Regions from separate parts of the Homo sapiens genome. Here regions 2, 3 and 4 are each linked to region 1. A link is a contact called in ENCODE Hi-C data. All regions are on one chromosome and are shown on one strand. Each heading gives the region's core, a stretch centred on a gene start or an enhancer-like site at or near the end of the contact. The rest is flanking DNA. Distances are from core to core; before and after follow the strand shown. Region 1 holds the start of SESTD1 (SEC14 and spectrin domain containing 1). Region 2 has its middle 99 kb from the start of NEUROD1. Region 3 overlaps CERKL (CERK like autophagy regulator). Region 4 overlaps LINC01934 (long intergenic non-protein coding RNA 1934).

Evidence for each region. A loop is a pair of places that touch in the nucleus more often than their neighbours do. Pooled maps may share reads with other maps.
Region 2: a loop to region 1 is called in a map of breast epithelium, with 35 times the contacts of the local background. The contact joins the enhancer-like site here to the promoter of SESTD1 in region 1. A Hi-C loop is called at or near these places in 1 of 168 maps with a recorded cell type or tissue (breast epithelium), 1 of 37 single-sample maps with no recorded cell type and 5 of 50 pooled maps.
Region 3: a loop to region 1 is called in a map with no recorded cell type, with 3 times the contacts of the local background. The contact joins the enhancer-like site here to the promoter of SESTD1 in region 1. A Hi-C loop is called at or near these places in 2 of 37 single-sample maps with no recorded cell type and 2 of 50 pooled maps.
Region 4: a loop to region 1 is called in a pooled map, with 2.5 times the contacts of the local background. The contact joins the enhancer-like site here to the promoter of SESTD1 in region 1. A Hi-C loop is called at or near these places in 5 of 37 single-sample maps with no recorded cell type and 4 of 50 pooled maps.

Annotation. Positions count from the first base shown.
Region 1 is chr2:179,262,865-179,267,793 of GRCh38, reverse strand. SESTD1 (SEC14 and spectrin domain containing 1) reads left to right here and starts at 2,962. Exons shown (of 18, transcript NM_178123.5): 1 at 2,962-3,295. RefSeq lists silencers at 2,861-3,480, 3,491-3,560, 3,669-3,832 and an enhancer at 4,161-4,230.
Region 2 is chr2:181,777,419-181,782,347 of GRCh38, reverse strand. No RefSeq gene overlaps it. Among named protein-coding and RNA genes, the nearest start is that of NEUROD1, 99 kb to the right of the region's middle. Within about 2 kb of position 2,132, at least 8 of the 41 ENCODE cell types and tissues checked have a DNase peak (open chromatin) inside an H3K27ac peak, as active enhancers do; they include breast epithelium, where a contact is called at or near this core.
Region 3 is chr2:181,583,726-181,588,654 of GRCh38, reverse strand. All of the region lies in intron 2 of CERKL (CERK like autophagy regulator), which reads left to right. Among named protein-coding and RNA genes, the nearest start is that of CERKL, 71 kb to the left of the region's middle. Within about 2 kb of position 1,859, at least 2 of the 41 ENCODE cell types and tissues checked have a DNase peak (open chromatin) inside an H3K27ac peak, as active enhancers do.
Region 4 is chr2:181,309,609-181,314,537 of GRCh38, reverse strand. All of the region lies in intron 3 of LINC01934 (long intergenic non-protein coding RNA 1934), which reads right to left. Among named protein-coding and RNA genes, the nearest start is that of MIR4437, 6.4 kb to the right of the region's middle. RefSeq lists an enhancer at 1,621-1,670 and a silencer at 4,590-4,790. Within about 2 kb of position 2,502, at least 7 of the 41 ENCODE cell types and tissues checked have a DNase peak (open chromatin) inside an H3K27ac peak, as active enhancers do.

The DNA of each region.
Region 1 (4,929 bases), core at 1,713-4,212:
ATTAATAAATCTAAAAGAAGTAGTAGAGGAGAAATTAAGAATTTAGAAACTTGTTGCTTGAGGTGGCTTTGGATTCTTTTTCTCCACCCTTTAATGTTTTTAAAATGTTACTCTCACTTCACATTGATTTCTAGTTGGCAGGGGCTTCTGTACATAACTTCCAAAGTGATATTTAAGAGGAATAAATGCAAAGATCTGCACAGTTTCCAAAAACAAATTGCAAAATACAGGTTGGAGAAGATATGGTTTTATAGCTGTATATATGTTAAAGACTTAAAAAAGATTTGGGGGTAATTTTTGCTTGTTTTTAGTTGGCAATAACATGATATTTATGAACGGTATGGGGTGGTAGAAAAATAATGTGATATCAAACTGAATTTTGAAATATCTTCATTAGGATGCAGAAAATTGTACTCCTCTACTCCTTCCTTTATACTTGGAATATTGTATTCAGTTCTAGGTGCCACATTTTAAGAGACACTGGAGAATGTTTAGATAAATGCGTATGGAGACGAATGAGATGTGAATAAAAAGTGGGTGGAGAAGGCACACATTGTGACTGCTGACTTCAAATGTTTACAAGGCTGCATATGGGGGGGAACCATGCTGTTCTGTATTAAACAATGTTAGTACTAGGTTCAGACTCACTGGACACATTCATACGCATTGCATTCATATTTACAATAATGATTTAAGGTGCTATTATTATCATTTTCTCCTTTTAGAATGGAGCAAACTCATACTTGGAGCAGTTTTGTGCTTTTCTAAGGTCACACAATTAGGAAGTTATAAGCCCAGGATTTGACCAACTTCTTTGGAGTCTAAGTCCAGTGGTGTTTCTACCAATACTGTAGCTACTTACCAAATGTATACAGAGACAGATTTTAGTTGAACATAGAAACTAGCAGGACTGTTTAAAAATGAAAACTGTTGTGAGGTCATGAATGGTTTCCTATCACTTGGAGTTCAAACATATGCTGGATAGCTACATTGCAAGGATCTAGCATATATATATTTACTTTTATAATAAAATATTAAAAACAAATGCTAATCATAGAGCCAAAGAAACTCCAGAAGTAAAGCCTCATGACTATAAGTGATTGAGCTAAGTTCATTCAGTAGTTATTGGAAAACGTAGCATCCAAATTTCATTCTCTGAATTTATAGTTTAATGTTTTTTCCATTATAGCAGTTACCTCTTATCTAACACCTAGGTAATACAATGTGGAACCAGAAGTATGTAAAGAGGAAGGGCAGGGATATTTTGTGAATTATTATAATGGATTGCTTGGCATGCTCTTGTTTTACTAGGATAAGCAAAGAATGTGAATGGTAGTTGGAGAGAGTTTAAAATGATAAGCAGAGAATGCCACATAGTAGAGAAGGGAAAAACAGAATACCACGGAAGGCTAAAAAAGGCTGGGACTGTGGACTTCCCTGTATTTTCTTTTCGTTGAGTAGATGCTCAACATCTATTTGTTGGGATGGAAAATTATTTCAACGCTTCAGCAAACAGTTAAAGAGAACCTTTTTTGTGCTGAGCACTGTGCTATGTTCTGGGGAGCAAAAAAAATGAACTAGACAAAATCCCTGTCCTTTTAAGGAACACACAGTCTAGGAAGAAAAGGCCACCAAGCAAAGCAACAGGAAAAAAGCAAGTATTAAAGATTATCATAGGGAATACTGTAGATAGACGATTTTATGAAAGCAGAGAGAAAAAGAGTATTTAATTCATTGTAAATGTGTGGGGTAAGGATACAGATGTGGTGAAAGGAGATGATGTCAGGGAAGATTCCAAGGAGGAAGGGATGCATTATCTTCATTATCTTGAAGGACAATAGGAGTTCAACTGGTTAAATGAGGGATGGATTTCAGGTGGGGGAAAACTACAAGGGCACAAAGACAAAGTCTGTTGAATTTGTGTGATACGTAGATATATTAGGAGTTGAAGCTGGAGCCAAGGAGGTCAATAGATCAGATTTTAAATGGCTTTGTAAACCATGGTAATGAGTTTGAACCTGATTCAACCAGGTGGAGAGACTTTGAATGATTTTAAAGAGGGACGTTTCATGCTTAGCTCTGTCTTTTTGGAGCATTCTCTCTGGCAGTTATATGGAACTGAAGCAGCAGTGAAGTTAAAGGCTTGACCTAGAGTGGCAAAGAGGTGGAAGTCATGGAGACAGACTGATATTCACAGAATTAAGAGGAAGAATTAATCCACGGGATTTTAAGTCAGAAAACTTTAGTGGAGAGAAATTTGGTTGCTTAGTTGTTGGAATAGGAAGATTTTATCAACGGAATTAGGTGATACTGAAGTGAGTGGCTGAGTGAATAATATGGAAGTCTTGAAATTGGGACCACACAGCTGCTCTGATCTGGTGTGAATTTGCTGATGACTCTTTTGAACTGAATTCAGGAAATGACATACAAATGATTTGCGCAATAAAATGAAAACAAGGACTCTTAAGTCAGTATACTTGGAGAAAAATAACTAGGTTGGTAAAAATGGGGAAGTAGCCATTATCAGGGAGCCCCATTGTGGATTAATTTTGGACTGTCCAGTGGAAAGATCCTCAAAGCAAAACAAATGCCCTGAATCCAGCCCTTCCTCACCGCAACCCTTTCCCTTTCATCTGCCTTCATCCTTCAGCCACACCACCGCTTGGCAGTGAGTACTTGGGAGCAGCTCTTGGAGACTTTGTACTCGAACCTTCGAACTCCAGCATGAGGCCAGAGGAAATAAATGACCTGCCAGGGTGTCAAGTAACGGACCCTCTCTTAAGCCCAGACTTCTGACTCCAGATCTAGGTACCCTTCCACTCTCCAAGACTGCCTCCCGCCTGGGGAGCCTGGGCCTCGGCTAGGGGTGGGGACGGCAGGGTCCGTCCGGAGCGCCAGAGTCCCACTCGCGCCCAGCCCTCAGCCCCAGGCCCGGTTGGACGCCCCGCCCCGCCCCGCCTCCTTCCTCCTTCCCGCGCCGGGCGGGTTGCTGTACCGCCGTCACCCGGGCGCGCGCGGGGTCGCGCGGACGCGGCTCGGGCCGCGGGTGCCGAGAGGTCGCCGGGCCACCCGCACCCCCGCTCCCCGCCTGACGCACGGAGGGGCCGGGACGCGATTTGCCGCGAGTGACTGGAGCCGCAGCCGTCGCCGCTGCTGCCGCCGCCGCCCGGGCCCGCTCCGCCCCCAGCCCGCCTTCCTCCCGCCGCGCCCTCCGCCTCCGCCCGCACCTCGCTAGCGTTCCCCTGTCTTCCCCAACGCCCCGGAGCCGCCGGCCGCTAGCGTCAGCGCCAGCCAGGTGAGTGTGGCCGCCGCTCGGCCCGGGCGGGAGAAGCGCGCAGGCCCCGCGGCCGGGTGGCCGGCTTGGGCCGGTGCAGTCGGCGGCGGCGGCGGTAGCGGGCCCGGCTTTCTTCCCCTGCGCGGGCCGCGGGGCGGAGGGGCTACGCAGTGAAGGAGGGGCGCCCCCGCCCCGCCACCGCCTCTGCTCCCAACGCCCCGACCGCCCCCACCGCCTTGCCGCCACAGACAAAGCGCCGGAGGTGGGAGCCCTGCGGGCCGCCTTTGCCTCCGCGCCGTCTGCCGGGTGCGGCCGCGGCCCGCAGAGACCGGGCCGCGCGCTTTTCCGTTCCTGAGCGCCCTTGTTCATTTCTGGGTGAAAGGGACCCGAATTGTGCAACAGGTTTGGGCGTTAGTCCTTATTTTCCAGCGGGTCTCTTTTGCCAGCGTGCAGGAACCAGATGTGGCTCCCTGCTCTCGGGCGAGTCCCGCGTCCAGCGCCCGCGACTGGCTCCTTTGTGTGACCGGTGACCGGCCCTGTCGGGTGGGTGGAGGACACGGGCTCGAGGCCCCAGGGCTGCGCCGAGGCTCCTGGACGCCTCCTCAGGTCGCGGGGCTTGGCTTCCACGGGCCTGCCAGAGGTTAACATCCCTCCAGCGTTTGGGAGAGTCACAAAGGGGAGGAGAGAGAGGGTTGGCCAGGGTCTGTGGTTGTGTTTATTTTTCTATTTTAGGTAGACTCATATTAGAAAAGAGCCGCAGTCTGACCAGCTCTTGAGGGTACGGGTGGGATTTCACCCTGGGATGCACGGTTTGGACTTGGCTGTTGCTCTGACAGCCCCCGTGGTTTTCTTGGTGCTTTGACATCTTTCTCTTACACACAGACATCGCGGGAGAAGTTGGGAGTGCTGCCGAGGGAGTAACTAGATAGCAGCTGTTTGACAGGTCGTCTCTTACTTCACGTTTTGCTTGTGTCAAGCATGCCCACTATGTATCCCAGCATAGCTTGGCAAACCGTCAAATTTAAATTGCCACTCAAAATCCTAATCCTTATACATACCTACATACACAGACACACATATATCTATATACTTTTTCTGTTTTGGCTGGCTAAATCTTATTAATGTGAGAATTTTTCCTCCCAAGGAAGAATGCATAATAAGGTACAATTTATCTTTGGTTACATACCTTGGTTAAGTTATGCCAATACCTAGCTGGTTTCATTGGTATGCTATTTTAGTTTAACAATACTAATTCCTTTAGCTTTGAGCAGTAAAATACGTCTTTGTTCTAGGACCAGGAAGCTTTTATACGTAATACTTTGCCCCATGACTAAATACGTGAAAAAATTCCCCAAGGACCTAGAAAGCATTTCACAACTCTATAGGCTGTTTTTATGTTCCAAATTCCAGGAAATCGTTTTGTTGAATATTTATTCAAACATTCTGGACTAAATTTAACCTTAAAAATTGGGCCCACTCTAGTTTTTCCCCAGCATTAGAAAAATGAATTGATTGCATTTACCAAACATTTTAGCCCCTGTGAATAAGAATTGAATGGAATAATTGATGTAAGAGATTAGGAGCTAGTGATGGACTAGGAATCTGACAACAGAATGCAGAATGTAGAAAGTTGTAAGTAGAGGTCACAAAGTTGC
Region 2 (4,929 bases), core at 883-3,382, 2.5 Mb before region 1:
ATACAGAAGGACTTTAGAGTAGCACTTTCCAGTTGAAAGTCTTGAATCTCACTTTAAAGCATAACATAAGAACACTGTTACATTGACAGATCTCTGTCAATGTGTAAGTGCTTGCAGAAAACTTTGATTTTTTTCCTCTTGATTGTGTGCTACATATATGTTTATTATATAATTTGTCAAATATGTGTTTATCAGCCCCTATTTGAATCAAGTTCCAAATGAGCAGAACTCAAAGTTTTATTCCATATACAGAAAAAAAAAAAAGTGCATCCCTTGTACAGTTTGATGTGCAACAGATAACCCATTCATCTTGGTTTGCCCAGGATTTTCCTTTTAGCACTAAAAGTTCAATATCCTGAGGACCCCCTCAGTTAGTTAATCACCCCACTGTACAGTTAATTTGCCTTGATGTGCAACATCTCATTATCTCCACCTGCAAGAGAAGTCCTTTCTATCCCTCATCCAGAGCTCCCATTCCTTCCTGATTGCATATCCAGGGATTCGTTAATGCTTAGGAAAATGTTGGAGTCCAGGAAAAGGGAATATTGCCTACCTTGGACTCTGTCAAAGCCCTGATAACAGGGAATGATACTAGTGGCTTAAGAACTTGGCCTTGGAAACTTGTGAGTAAAGGATACAAGCTGATAGCAAACCCCAGCTCCTGTAGCAACCACAGAAACCAAGGTAGCATCCTACTCTATGGAAGCAAATATTCAGGGTGGGGAAGTGCTTCCCATCTTCAGTGATATGTGGGCACATCCTGGTGGATTCCTCCCACAGGGTGGCCATGCCTTGTGAGTTATAGCTCTTTCAAGTTTTGGCTAACTCACTGGTGTTGAACAGTGTAAATTCAGGTTGTATTGTACTTATCTTGCTGGGCACTGCTTTGTTGCTCATTAGCCATGAAAAGTCTTTATGAATGCTGGGTTCTAGGGATCTCACTGGGGAGGAGGCAGGGAGTGAGTGGGCTTAAGAAAGGGGAAGTGCTGCCTATGCCCTAAAGGTTGCCTCAGAACCCTGCACAGGCAAGGCCCACTGTTCCAATGGCTACCACTAGGACTACAGCAGAGCCCTGCCACAGAGGCTCCTAGGGGAAAGGCACCCCCACCTCTGCCACCACAAACAGTGTCATACTCAGCCATGGGTTTTTATTCCCTGCCTGGCAAGAACCCAGGGGATTTATAGCCCTGGTGCTCAGCCTTCTCACAGCTCACAGCCACCTGCTAGGTACTTACTACCTCCTCATGGACCCCAGATCACCATCTTTCCAACTCCTTCCCTCTTCCCAACTTCTTCCCTCTCCTGGGTGGCAACTCCTCTTTAAAAATTGAGCTTTCTTTCCTTATATCTGTCATCTTAAAGGAAGCCACCTTGGTGATTGGCTGGTGATTTCCTGTTTCCATTCATATTGTGACTTATTGCTAAATCATCTCCTAAAGGAAGGAAAGCAAACCTCCAGTTTAATATCTAGCTTTGTGCCCTTTCTTTATAGTATCTTAGTAAATGATTGATAGAAAAACTAGAGTCATGGCTACAAGGAAAACATCAAGATGAGTTCCAGGTGTCTATAACAGAAGAATGGTGTGGTAGTTCTTCCAGGCTTCTATAACAGAAGAAATGGTTCTGTAGGAATGGTACTTTTGTAGTGAAGACATAGGATTCTTTTGCTCCTTCTAGTCATAAACACCCTTGGTTTGGGTCCAAGAACTGATTTCCTTTACACTAAAATACCCTCCTGGGATTGAGTAGAGTCCAAGGCTATGGGTTCATTTACTTGAACAGTACTACTCCTTTGTCTTAGATTCTTGCCATTTTGTCAGAGCTCAGCAGCAGTTAATCTGATGCTATATGCAGCTGCTGTTTGCTTGTTTTTTCTATCCACAGCTTGAGCTATCCATTTGTTTATTTTGGTTCTTTTTAAAAGGCCCTCTTTGTGGTCTTAGCACTGCAAGTAGATGGAGTGGAACAAGGAGTTAATGTGTAAAGTTTTTCATCTTCAGAGAGTTTCATTTCAAACTAATTCTGGGTCACATGTGCACTGAGTTCAGTTTTTGTTTGGATACAATGCTGCAGCTTGGAGAGAAAGAACAGGAAGTGGGACATTCCAGCCCCCAGGCAGCAGCTTCTGCTTGTCAAGCCTTTCTTGACAATAAGGTCACAGACATTTAGTAAAGGCGGCTCTGGGAAGTAATTTACAAATTATGCTAGGAGCAACAACAAAAAAGGTTTATTATTGAACTAGGGATGATATATGCACATTAGCAGAAATCAGGTTTTAAAATAAGTTTAACTCCAATCCATGTATCAGGAGACTGTGCCAATTACAGAGAGAGAAACTTTAGGTGGGAGGGAAACCAAGGCCAGAAGTAGAATCATACTCCCTGCAAATCATCTGCGTGTGCAGAGGACATTAAGGAGGATAAGTAAAACACTCTTTCCAGGTTGTCAAGGCTAGTAACTAGAAAACTGAGGAAAGAGCTGCTCTTAAAGATACAATGAAACCCATTCAAGTTTCAGCCATGAAGTGACCTTGGAGGGCAAGAACAGCCATCAACCCTAGGTTGGTGCTTTCTGAATAAGGAAGCCAACAGGAAGACATAAAGCATGGCTGCAGCTCCTACAGATATAATGTGACAAAACATGCATTCAGGTCAAAGTATGATTGATCACCTTCTGGTCTTTCCTGAAGTCTGGGGTTGACAAGCTCTTAGCATTAAGTAACTGTTTCCTGTTTCTTTCATTCCATCTCTGGGAAGGTCCCAGCATACATTCTATATCATTCCACCCACTGACAAGGAGACCCTGTGTGGGCCTTGATGAACCGGAAATGAGCTCTGACATCTTTCCTGAATTCAGAAGAGGCAGTGCTGTCTTTGGGGAGGAGACTCAAATACCATCTAGGGTCATGATGATGAGTTTGTGGTTAACTTAACATAGCCCAATTTCTCAGTTATGCTAATGGTCAAATTATGGTCAGACTGTCAACATCTTCAAAGAGAAAAGATGGCAGATAATGTACTTTCTCATTGTAAGCATAGTTTATCAGTCTAATGTTCCACAAAGAATCTGCATGTACCTGAATCAAACGTTCTAACCAGGCCAAGAAATCATTCACAGAGTAAAAATGGAAACTGTCAAGTTCATTACAAATCACAGCTGCTTGGGAAATTAGTGAACTCTTATTGATGTCTTTTTTTTTTTTAAGCAAGAAGGGATAATCTGTCAAATGAAATTGTTTATGGATTCAAAATTACCCAGGTCACCAGTTAGTTATTATGCTCAAGATGGTAGCCTATTCTTAAAGGGACACAATATCCTGCTAGTCTCCCAGCACATTGTGTTATTAGTAATGCCATTTGTGTTTGAGCTAGGAGGAAATCCAATGTCAAATGAAAAGGGTTTCTCCTTTTCATGAATTAGCCTTTCTTTAGCCACGCCATCAAAAAAGTGAGGACACTGCTAATTTCCCAAATCTTTTCCAGGCTGGCACCGAATGGATTCAAGTAAATCACTGAATGCCTTTATCTCTGAGTGACTCATGCTGTTCAGAGCCAGCTTTATGGGTTTGAAACCCAGCTAAGCTCTCACTGCCTCCTTTGTCTTTTTACATAGCACAGCTAGATTTAAGTGAACTCAGAAGTTGTATTTGAACTGTGCAACTCATTAATAGCTATCCCATAAAATTGTGTCTCTCAGTTCATTGGATCTAACTATTATGCTGATATAATCTTTTCTTTGCAATTTAAAATATAATATTGACATACTTCTGGGAAACTATGACTCTATGGTATAACTTTATAATATGGTATGTCCACATAATAATTAACATCTGTTTTATTTTTAAAGGAAAGGTGAAGGTATAAGCCCATTTCTCACCTTCTCTAACTTAATTTTTAAAGATGATAGTATGCAGGAAAGTGCAATTAACCACATTTTACATTTTAATCTAACATCAGGAAAGAGAATTTCATCTAGCCAAGATAAACTTGAGAAAACAGCAAAGAAGGAATTCAGCTAGATGTTTTTATTAAAATAAAATGACAAAATCAAAATATTTTTTCAAATAAGATAAAATCAGCCCTGCCCTTATTAGAAAAGAAACAAAAGGTTCAATTTCATATTAAGGGTGTATATCTCCTTTCCTTAGGAAGATTTCAAGGATTTGGAAACTTCATGTTAGAGTTCCTAATTATTAATGATTTGTCTCATAACTCAAGAATGCTTCTGAGTGAGTTTCTGAAGATGTAAGTTTCCTGCAGACTACGAAAAAGTACAGAACTTCAAATGGGCTTAAAGGCCAGTGTTATCGTTTCTTTAAATAATTTTTCTCATGTTTGATAAACTCATATTTTGTGAGTGTGTAAGTAATGTGAAGTTAGTACTTCCAATACTTCCATTTCAATAGATCAAAATCAAGTTCAACTAAAGAGCCATAAAGATAAGCACTATCAATTTGCTAAGCTGTCATCACAAATACAGGGACTGACTAACCAAACAGGTTATATGACCCATGAAAGCAAGAGATATTTCGCATCCTTCCTTGTGAATGAAAGTGCTTAGCACTGTCATTTGTACTTTAAAATACATAGCAAATGCTAACACTTAATTATGGCTAACATTTGTCAAGTTCTTGCATTTGAGACTGACAGTAATAAATGTACCCTTCCCTCAAGAATTTGAAATGAAATATTCAATACTTTCAATGTATAGTTACTTAAAGATAAAAAAATATCCAACAGTACTGTAAGAGTAAAACTGAGCTATATTTTAGCAAAAAGAACAATGAGTTTTAGAATACTTAAATCGAGACAAAAACTGACTTACATTTTCATCTCAGTTCAGGTACTTACCAACCATATAACCTTAAGCAAAGTACTTATTCCCTCTGAGCTTTGGTTTACATGTATTAAAATTGGATATTATTTCAGA
Region 3 (4,929 bases), core at 610-3,109, 2.3 Mb before region 1:
CAAACAGTTTAAAGTAGAACTACCATATGATCCAGCAATTCCACGACTGGGAATATATCCAAAGGAAATCAGTATATTGAAGAGAACTGTATTTTAGTGATTATTGCAGCATTGTTCCCAATAGCCAAGATAAGGGATCAATCTGAGTATCTATCAATGGACAAGTGATAAAGAAAATATGGTGTGTATACACAATGGGATACCATTCAGCCTTTGAAGAGAAGGAAATCCTGTCATTTGCCACAACGTGGTTGAACCTGGAGGACATTAGCTGAGTGTAATAAGCCAGCCACCAAAAGAAAAATACCACATGATCTTTCCTATATGTGGAATTTTAAAAGTTGAACTCAAGGAAGTAGAATAGAATGGTAGTGACCAGGGGTATGCGATAGGCTGAGGGATCAAGGAGATGTTGGTCACGGGATACAGGATTTCAGTTAGATAGGAGGAAGAAGTTCAAGAGGTCTATTGTATACCATGGTGAGTATAGTTAATTATAAAGTATACTTGAAAATTGTTAAGAGTAGATTTTCTGTTCATACCACAAAATGATAAGTATGTGAGATAATGCATATGTAAATTGGCTCAATTTAGCCATTTCACAATGTATATATATTTCAAAACAACATGATGTACATGATAAATATACAGTTTATTTTTAATTAAAAATTTTAAACTCTCTAATTGGTCTTCAACATATAGTACACAAGTCTTTTCACGACTCTTTATAATGGAACATATGTTCTTGGAATGCTAAAAATTATTTTTTTTGGAGGCCCTGCAAATAACTAAAAATTTATCTTAAAAGCCACACCTAATTACTTACATATGATCCAGAAAGGATACTTTGAAAAAGCTTTTTAATTGATAAAATCATTAAGGTAAAACATATTCATAAAAGTGTTCTCTAATAATTTTATAATTTTCTAGTTCATGAAGGATTAAATATACAACTATCATTTGAATTGGATTTTTTATGAGGTTAATTGTATTTAAATGCTAATTATTTTAACTAATTTTGTGGTTGACTTCTATGTAGAGTAGGGAAAAAGAATTTCCTAAAGCCAGTTACGTATATCTCTTTTTAGTCTGGATTTTTAATTAGGAAAAGTGATATAGTTAAATAGGTCTACTCTATAGCATCTTCTAAAATGAGTAAAAATTCATTATATCAGGATAAAAAATGATAAAGATATATGGATGACACATTTGGCTGAATTTTTCTTCTTCGCTGTTCTCTTGCTCTCTATTTAAATAGTCTTAGCTCTTTTATCATTTAAATTCTGAAGTATTGAGGTGATTATTCCGGCAGCAGGTGATTCTGCTAATTACTGTTCAGTCAGTTTTAGCTATTAGAAACAGAGATATGTTTACATTGCTGGGCTGCATGTAAATTTAGAAGTTACATGGCTTTGTTTTTACTTTGACTTACGGCATTAAAATTATTTTCATCTGTGTATGTAAAGATCTGCATCTATAAGCTTTTGTGGATAATAAGGTGAAATTGATGCATTTTAATATAAATTGCCAATATAAAATATCTCTAACTCAGACCTCTACTGGAAAGTTGTCAAATCTTATGTAGGAAAGGCTTTTACCATCACTGTTACACATTAACTGGGCATAGTTTAATATTAATAGCTCCTGAGACTTGTGGTTAACTGAGGTTTCTATTTCCTGTGTTTGGGTTTTATCTTTGCAACAACTTGGTTGCTTTTCTGTGTAAAATAGTGGTGAATATACACAAGAGTATGACAAGGTTCTGGGCTCTTAACTTTGATGAACACCATGCCATTTCCATCATGCTGCACTCAAAACAGCACAGATGTGAGTCTGGGAGTGGCGTCCCTGCCGCTCTCATGAGCCTTTGTTTGGAGAACACCCTGATTAACCCCCACCCTTCACGGTTCATTGACTCACTGATAGATCAAGTTTAAACTAGTATATATTAGCACATTTGTTACCAACAGAGGAACAGTTGGCCATTCTGTTTTACATTGCTGGTTCATTGCAAACTGGCGTGCTAAAAAGGTCTGTACTCTAGAGTATGAATTGGGAAGTTACCAAAGGACTGAGAACCAAGTCAGTTGCATATTAATGTTGAATTATACCTATATTTTAATCTTGGATTGTCTACTTGGGGGATGCTTACACTGTTGTCAAGTTATGAATAAGTGATAATTACCACTTTGAAATTCATCTTTTTTTTTCAAGGAGTTTAGGGGATTTAGGTGTCTCAATATAGCTTTCATATTAAACAGTTTGTCATAATTGGATGAGAGCAGAGCAAGGTCATGACTACCTGATGCCTTGTGTTGGAGCATTTTAAAAATGTTTTCCAGAGAGTTATTTGTACCTAATGACTTTACATAAGTCCTTACATTATACTTTATTTCTAGGTCACCTAAAAATGTTAATTGTTTAGTCAAGAGGGTTAGGATGTGTGTCTGTTTTCTCATGAAAAAAATTAAGCTGTTCCCTTTTTATCAATTTTCTTGCAATCTAAAGGCTTTTTTTTCTTACCTTCCTAACCTAGTGACTAAGGTCATCTTATTGTTACAGTTCCTTTCATGGGAGATAGGTTTACTGCATCATTTGGCAGTTTCATAGGGTGAATTTTGTCTTGGCTTCATCTTTCCTTACTGGTTGTCATCCCCTGGGCCACCTGCTTTTTTGCATTTTCCTTTCTCTTGTGAGATGATGAAGCTCTGTGCCCCGATGGGGATGAGAGACAGCACTCTGAGTTCAAGTCTAGGATAAGGCAATGGGCTTGCTTTTCAAAACAAACTAGTGTCATACGGGCTGCTGCTTTCAGGTCCACTGTCTGATTTTATCACTGATGACTTGTTTCTGGAAGGCAAACTGATTTAAGTTCTGAGCAAAAGGGTCGGTGTTTATTTTCAATGCTACTATTAATTTAGAGTTTTAATTTAGAAAAGATTTTTTACCAGTTCTCAAATATGATTTTTCTATTGACTTTAAGTTTGTAGATATAAGGAGTAGACATGAGATAGAGACTGAATTGCTTTTTTGTTTTTAAAACTTGGCAGTAATAAGGGGTTGCTTGTTTTTTCATGCTAAATATTTTTTCTAAGGGATCTAGATACCTATCAGAAAACTTAACTTTGATAACTCTGGTTCTTTATTAAGTATTTTTGTCTTATTTTAGGAATTAATAGAAATAGTTGTAATTTTAGACTTCCTTTATAAAATACCAATTTAAAGAGAAGCTTTTTGCTTAAATGATTGTTTTGCAGTGTTGTGCTTTTGTTTTCTTTAATGCAGTTGAAATCGCAGCTTTATAACTTATTTTTTAATTTGGGGTTTTTAAAAGAATATTAGTTATTTATTTATATTTATTGGGCACCTACTGTGTGCCAGACACTATTCTAGGAACTAGTAAACATAGCAGAGAGCAGAATCATGAAGTTCTTGACCTCAAGGAGCTTAAATCCTAGTGGTAGAGGGGGAATTCAAAAAAATCAAATAAATGTATTTCTATTATGTCAAGTGATGGTATGTACTACCAGGCAATCAGATGAAAATATTTCCTCTTCTATACACAGTGGGCAAGGAAGGCTTCATTGACTGTGGAGTTTTAGAAGAAAGCTGAAAGTAATGGGGAAAGAGAGCCATATCGATATATGAAGGAAAACATGGTCCAAGCAGAGGAAACGAAAAGTGCAAAGAATTGAGCAAGAAAGTCATGTTCAAGTGGAGTCAGCAGGGGAAAGAGTAGGTCACAAATGCGGCTGAGGGTGGGTCATGAAGGGCCTTACAAGCTTTGTATGAGTTTTTACTTTTATTCTGAAAAAAACAAAAACAAAAACAAAAAAAACCGGGGAGCTATTTGGGGATTTTAATAGAAAAGTAACATAATTTCCTTTTAAAATGGATATGTGGCCACTAAGTGGAGAGAGTGGTGTATATATGAGTGGATGGAATAATTGATACAGGCAAGCAGGAGACAGGTTAAATGAAAAATGGATTAATCCAGGCAAAAGATGGTGACTTAAATTAAGCTGGGAGTGGGAGAGATGGTGAGACATGCTTAGACTTTGGATTCATTTTTCCAGATAGAACTGGCTGACAGAGACATGTCATTTACCAACATAGACATGGCAGATTTTTTTTTTCTTTTCTGAGACAAGGTCTTGCTCTGTTGTCCAGGCTGGAGTGCAATGGTGTGACCATAGCTCATGGAAGCCTCAGACTCTTGATATCAAGTGATCCTCCCACCTCAACCTCCCTAGTAGTTGAGATTACAGGCATATGCCACTGTATCCAGCCAACTTTTTTTTTTTCTGTAGAGACAATATCTCTCTGTGTTGCCTAGGGTAGCCTTTAACTCCTGGCCTCAAGCATTCCTCCTACCTCAGCCTCTCAAAGTGCTGGGATTATAGGAGTGAGCCACCATGCCTGGCCAATATGGCGGTTATTAAGAGGATAAGTCAAAGATTACATGAATATTCTGTTATGAAAAGTGTCAAACATATAGAAAATATAAACAGTATTCCAGTGGGCACCCATATTTTTATCACCTTGATTCTACAGATCTTAACATTTTTCTGTATCTGCTTCAAACATTTTATTCTGCCAATGTGTTCTAAAGTAAATTGTTGATATTGTGATAGTTCTCTCCAAAATGCTGCAGTGTGTAGCTCTAAAAATAGATATTTTTCAGATAACCAAATATCATTAACCTGCCAAATCAATGAATGATAATTGCTTATTAACATTTAATACTTGGTCCATAGTCAAATTCTCCATATTTTCCATAATGTCTTTTATAGTTAACTTTTACCAACTAGTGTCTGATCAAGAATCATTCATTTAACTAATTACATTTAAACTGTAACATTACAACATGTTTTTTCGTATGTTTTATTCTCTCTGACATTGACTTATGGAAGAGACTAGATTATTTGT
Region 4 (4,929 bases), core at 1,253-3,752, 2.0 Mb before region 1:
TGTGGCCACTGAAGCTTTGAACACCTGCTTTCCCTTCTGGCTTTGTTACTCTCAATAAAGAAAGAGATTCCTGTTGAGAAGGAGGGAGAGGTTAAGTGTCCAGAAATACTGCTCTAAACCATGAAATTATAAAGGGAGAAAATCAACTAAAAAATAGCTTCACTTAAAGAGCTATTGTTAAGGGAAGGTTTCATTTTGGAATTTGTCCAAATAGTGTCTTAAAAGAAAAAACAGAGGCAAAAACTCAGCACTGTGAATGAATGTCTTCTCTGAGAATCTTCCTTTCTTTATGATTAATATTAATCTTATCATCATATAAGTTCTTTCTGAATACAATGAATGAATGAATAAATAAATAAAATATGGAACAGGTATGAGATGAGTGAGTGAGAAAGGGAGAGAGACCCTAAAAATAAAAAAGTAAGAGGAACACTGGGGAAATAATAGCTAAAGAAAAGGGTAGTGAGAGCAGATGACTCATTGAAAAAGAAAGCACATCATTAATAATATTTATAGGTCTACAGTCTCTAATAATGGATAATGATAAAACTACCCAGGTCATATGCCTTCTAGGAGTGTTCTGTGTGTTCGTCTCCAGAGTGACACAATGGGGTAATATCCCAAAATTTGGTAAAGTATCAGTTGTATATTATTTTCTTTGTCATGTCACACACATAATATTTAGGTTATATTACCTCATTTCAAAAATTATGGTTCTTTGTCTTTCTCTTATGTTCTATTATATCTGAATACCAGACCTAAAATGATTTCTCATTAGATAAAGTTGTAGCTGTGCTAAAAAGAAATTCTATATGAGAAAATTAACTTGACACGAGGAAAGGTTTGTAGATGTTTACCTATGTAAAATTAAGTACCCAAATCAGGAAACAGGAGAGAAAATAAAATGGATTTTATACTTGCTGTAAAGTAAATCAAAAGCATACTCAAATCTGAACGAATTTCCAAATTGTATGACTTTAGGGAATTTTCTTTTAAGCAAATATTTGATCTACACATTGATATTGCACTTCTGCACTGTACTATAAAATACAAAATTTCATAACTGACATAACTATTCTTTGTCTGTAATGTGTAATTTCACAAGTCCTTTGTCACAATCAGACATCTGTATGCTGTGTCTTATGATCAGGAAGAGAAAAGACAATGAAGCTAAAGAGGCCACCCAGAGTAAAAGAACGAAAGAGAGAGAGAGAAAGAGAAAGAAAGAAAGAAAGAAAGAAAGAAAGAAAGAAAGAAAGAAAGAAAGAAAGAGAGAGAGAGAGAGAGAGAGAGAGAAAGAAAGAAAGAAAGAAAGAAAGAAAGAAAGAAAGAAAGAAAGAAAGAAAGAAAGAAAGAAAACCCTGAAAGTTGTTTGTGTTCATTGAAATTTAAGATACGCCAAAGTGCCTCATTGAAAGAGAGAAAACTGTAGAAGACTGAGCAAAAAGCTGGTCTTCCTACTATATAATGTTGAGACTTTTTTTTTTTTTAATGTAAAGTGATTGTAATCACTTGCTCGAATAAAGAAATCTCATCACTCTGGCAACACACTTAACAAACTAAAGAAAAACAAATAATGGAAATCACAGCGTGAGAAAGCTGTACTTGAAATATGCACTTGAGTGTTAGCATCTCTGAACTTTCAGCAGAGTCCTGATTTCGAAGATGGTGACCCAGAGCATGGAGCAGGTGTGAGCCTGGTGACTTTTGCCATGTTCTTTTTTTAGAGTCTGCTGCTGGTATCACTTTTGTCTTTGCCTCTTTAGTCGATTTCCTCATTTGATTGGGTGATTTCTAGAACCTTCTCCAGCTCTCACATTGTTTAACCCTGTACGACAACCTCTTTGGGGTAGCTATAGTGTGACAGGAAACACTAGTAGAGGGGAATTCACCTCTGCTGACCATTGACCCACATTTCCATCCCCGCAAACCACACTTACCCAATACAATTCTCTTTTGCGGATAAACGAGCTAATGATCAGAGAAGTTGAGTAGCTTTCCTTACTCGGCTGAGGGACTGGGAAAGCTGAAAGTCCAGTCAGTCATTTATGGCCCCATAGAACATTTGCTCTCTCTATACCAGCATTAACATTTTATTTGACTTTGCCCAAAATTGTCTATGAAGATCTGATTTAAACAATCTTTAGATTACCAGAAATTCTTATAAAATTCTGATTTCCTCCTTTTGTTGCTGTTGAGCCCTCCATCTGATGTTCTGCTTTCCTGAGACGTGTTTACTTAAACCATTGAGAGTGTATGTTTCCTCAAAGACATATTTCTCCAGAGAAAGGCTGAAAATACTATTTTAAGAAAGCTATCATTTTCTTGAGGCAGGTGGATAAATATATTTATGTCTGCTTTTGTTTTTTACTCCCTATTATCTAAAAACAATACTCCGAGGTTTATGTAAATTAGAGTGAACTTTTGCAGAGGGAAAAGCCTTTGCAAGAAATACCGATTACAAGCTGCAGTTCTCCTCCCTGATCACGCCCCACCCTTAGCAGCTGCTTCTGCTTCTTCTAAGCATCTACATCCAGCACTGGGGCATTTAATCTTCTGGTTTGGAGCTGAACATCAGGGTGCAACCAGCCCTCCTACTATACATATGTAATAGAATTAATACGGATTGGAAATAAAAAGACTAGTCATCCCTCAGGCACTGTACTAGACATTGATGTGAACTAAACAGACTTGGACCTCTCCTGGAGGAGCTTAGAGTATAGGGCAGGATCATCCAGTAGCGTCCCCACACACCTTGTATGACTATTTAAACATAAATTAATTCAAATTAAATAGAATTTAAAACTAAGTTTCTCAGTCACACATTGGCCTAATTCAAAGGCTCAATAGTCACATATGGACAGTGGCTTCCCTAATGGACAGCCCGGATTTTAGAACATTTCCATCAATACAGAAAGTTGTAATGAACAATGCTGGTAAAATCTATCACTAGAAGCATGGAATAAAATCAAGGTTCACCTGCCAGGACAGTAACACCAAGTCAGTGCAGGAGAGAAATCCCCAAAAATGGGTTTTCAGGTTTGGCAGAGAACTTGGAAATAGATGTAAATGTACAGATATGCACATACATACCCAAGTTCAATATGTACCTGGATCTATTTCTAGAATTTCCATTCAGTTCCACTCATCAGTCTTTTTATCATGAGCTGGTGACACACTGTTTAAAAGATTTATAGTATAAAAAGATTTAAGTATAAAAGATTTATACTAGGTTTTAACATTTGTTATAACTAGTTCCCACTTACAGCTTTTCTTTTTAGTGTTTTTTTTTTTTTTTTTTTTTTTTTGAAACAGGGCCTCACTCTGTCACCCAGCCTGCTGGAGTGCTCACTGCCTGGCTCACTGCAACCTTGACCTCCCAGGCTCAAGTGATTCTCCTGCCTCAGCCTCCTGAGTAACTGGGACCACACTTGGTTATTATTATTTTTTTTAATGTTTTGTAGAGACAGGGCCTCACTAATGTTGCCTAGGCTGGTCATAAACTCCTGGGCTCAAGCAGTCCTCTCACCAAGGCCTCGCAAAGTGCTGGGATTATAGGCATAAGCCACCATGCCAGGCCCTATTCTTGTGTATGTATTTTTCTGCATAAACTTTAAAATAAACTTGTCTAGCTTCATAAAAACGCATGTTGATATTTTTATTGTACTTTTCATTTTTTCACATATTTTTGTTTGAAATATTTTTCCATATTTTAACCTGATTTTTTTTTCAGAGTATCTTTGGTTATAACATAGATTGCTATTTTTCTTTATAAAATGCAATTTTGGTAATAAATAATAAATTAATACATCCATGTTATGAATTAGTTTTCTTTTTTCATTTTATAAAATTTTAATTGAACTAAAACAAATATAACATTTTATACCTTTTTAAGTGTACAGTTTAGTAGTACACTATACTAAATCTATAGCAGAATTATGAGAGTTTTATATACCATCATTATGATAACAGTCTTATACTTGTATATATATTTACCTTTTATAGAGAGCTTTATATTTTCCTATGGTTTCATATGAAATCATATTATTTCATTGTTTCATTTTTCAATGTGAAGAATTCACTTTAGCATTTTTTTCTTTTATCATTACTTATTTATCTATTTTTAGTTCTGGGATATATGTGCAGGAGTGCAGGTTTGTTACATAGGTAAATGTGTGCCATAGGAAATAGTTATTTTCAACATCAAAATTATGTAAATAATATTTATTGAGCCTATTTTATATTAAGAACATTATATGTATTCTTAAATCCTCACAAATATAAAATATAAATTATTATCTATTTTATAGACAAGAAATCTGAAGCATGTAGAGATTAAGCCACTTGTCTAGAATATTTAAGCTGGGTCTATCTAAAATTAGAGCTCTGCACATATTGAAAACGTGAACTACTGCTTATTTTATAAAGTAACATTTATCAGAGTCCAAGTCATACAAAATTCCATAAAGAGAATGCATTTGGTTTCACTTGTGTTATAACAATCAGAAGAAAGATAGAATAATTATTTTTACTGAATTTGATTTTAAATGGTTGGTGACCACTAAAATGCATACGATAGTCTACAATGAAATAATATCAGACTCAAGAAAGTTGTGTTCCAGCCCCGTCATTATTACTGCTTAGCCAGGCATGTTTTGAGGGGATAGTTAATCCCTCTCTGTAGCTTGTCTTCTCTACTTTGAAATGGCATTGCATGTCTGTTTATCAAAGTTCTGTGGCAATAAAGTGAGTGACAGTACATAACAATGCATGGAGATAACAGAAATATAGTCGGGCAATGATACCTAGAGACCATTTCAAAAGTTGGCCTGGTAAATTAATGAGCTTCAGATTTTTAAAAACCCCAATTTAATTATAGATCAACACTTCTTCCTAGATCATTCTGCTTCACTTATTACTTTTCGTTTT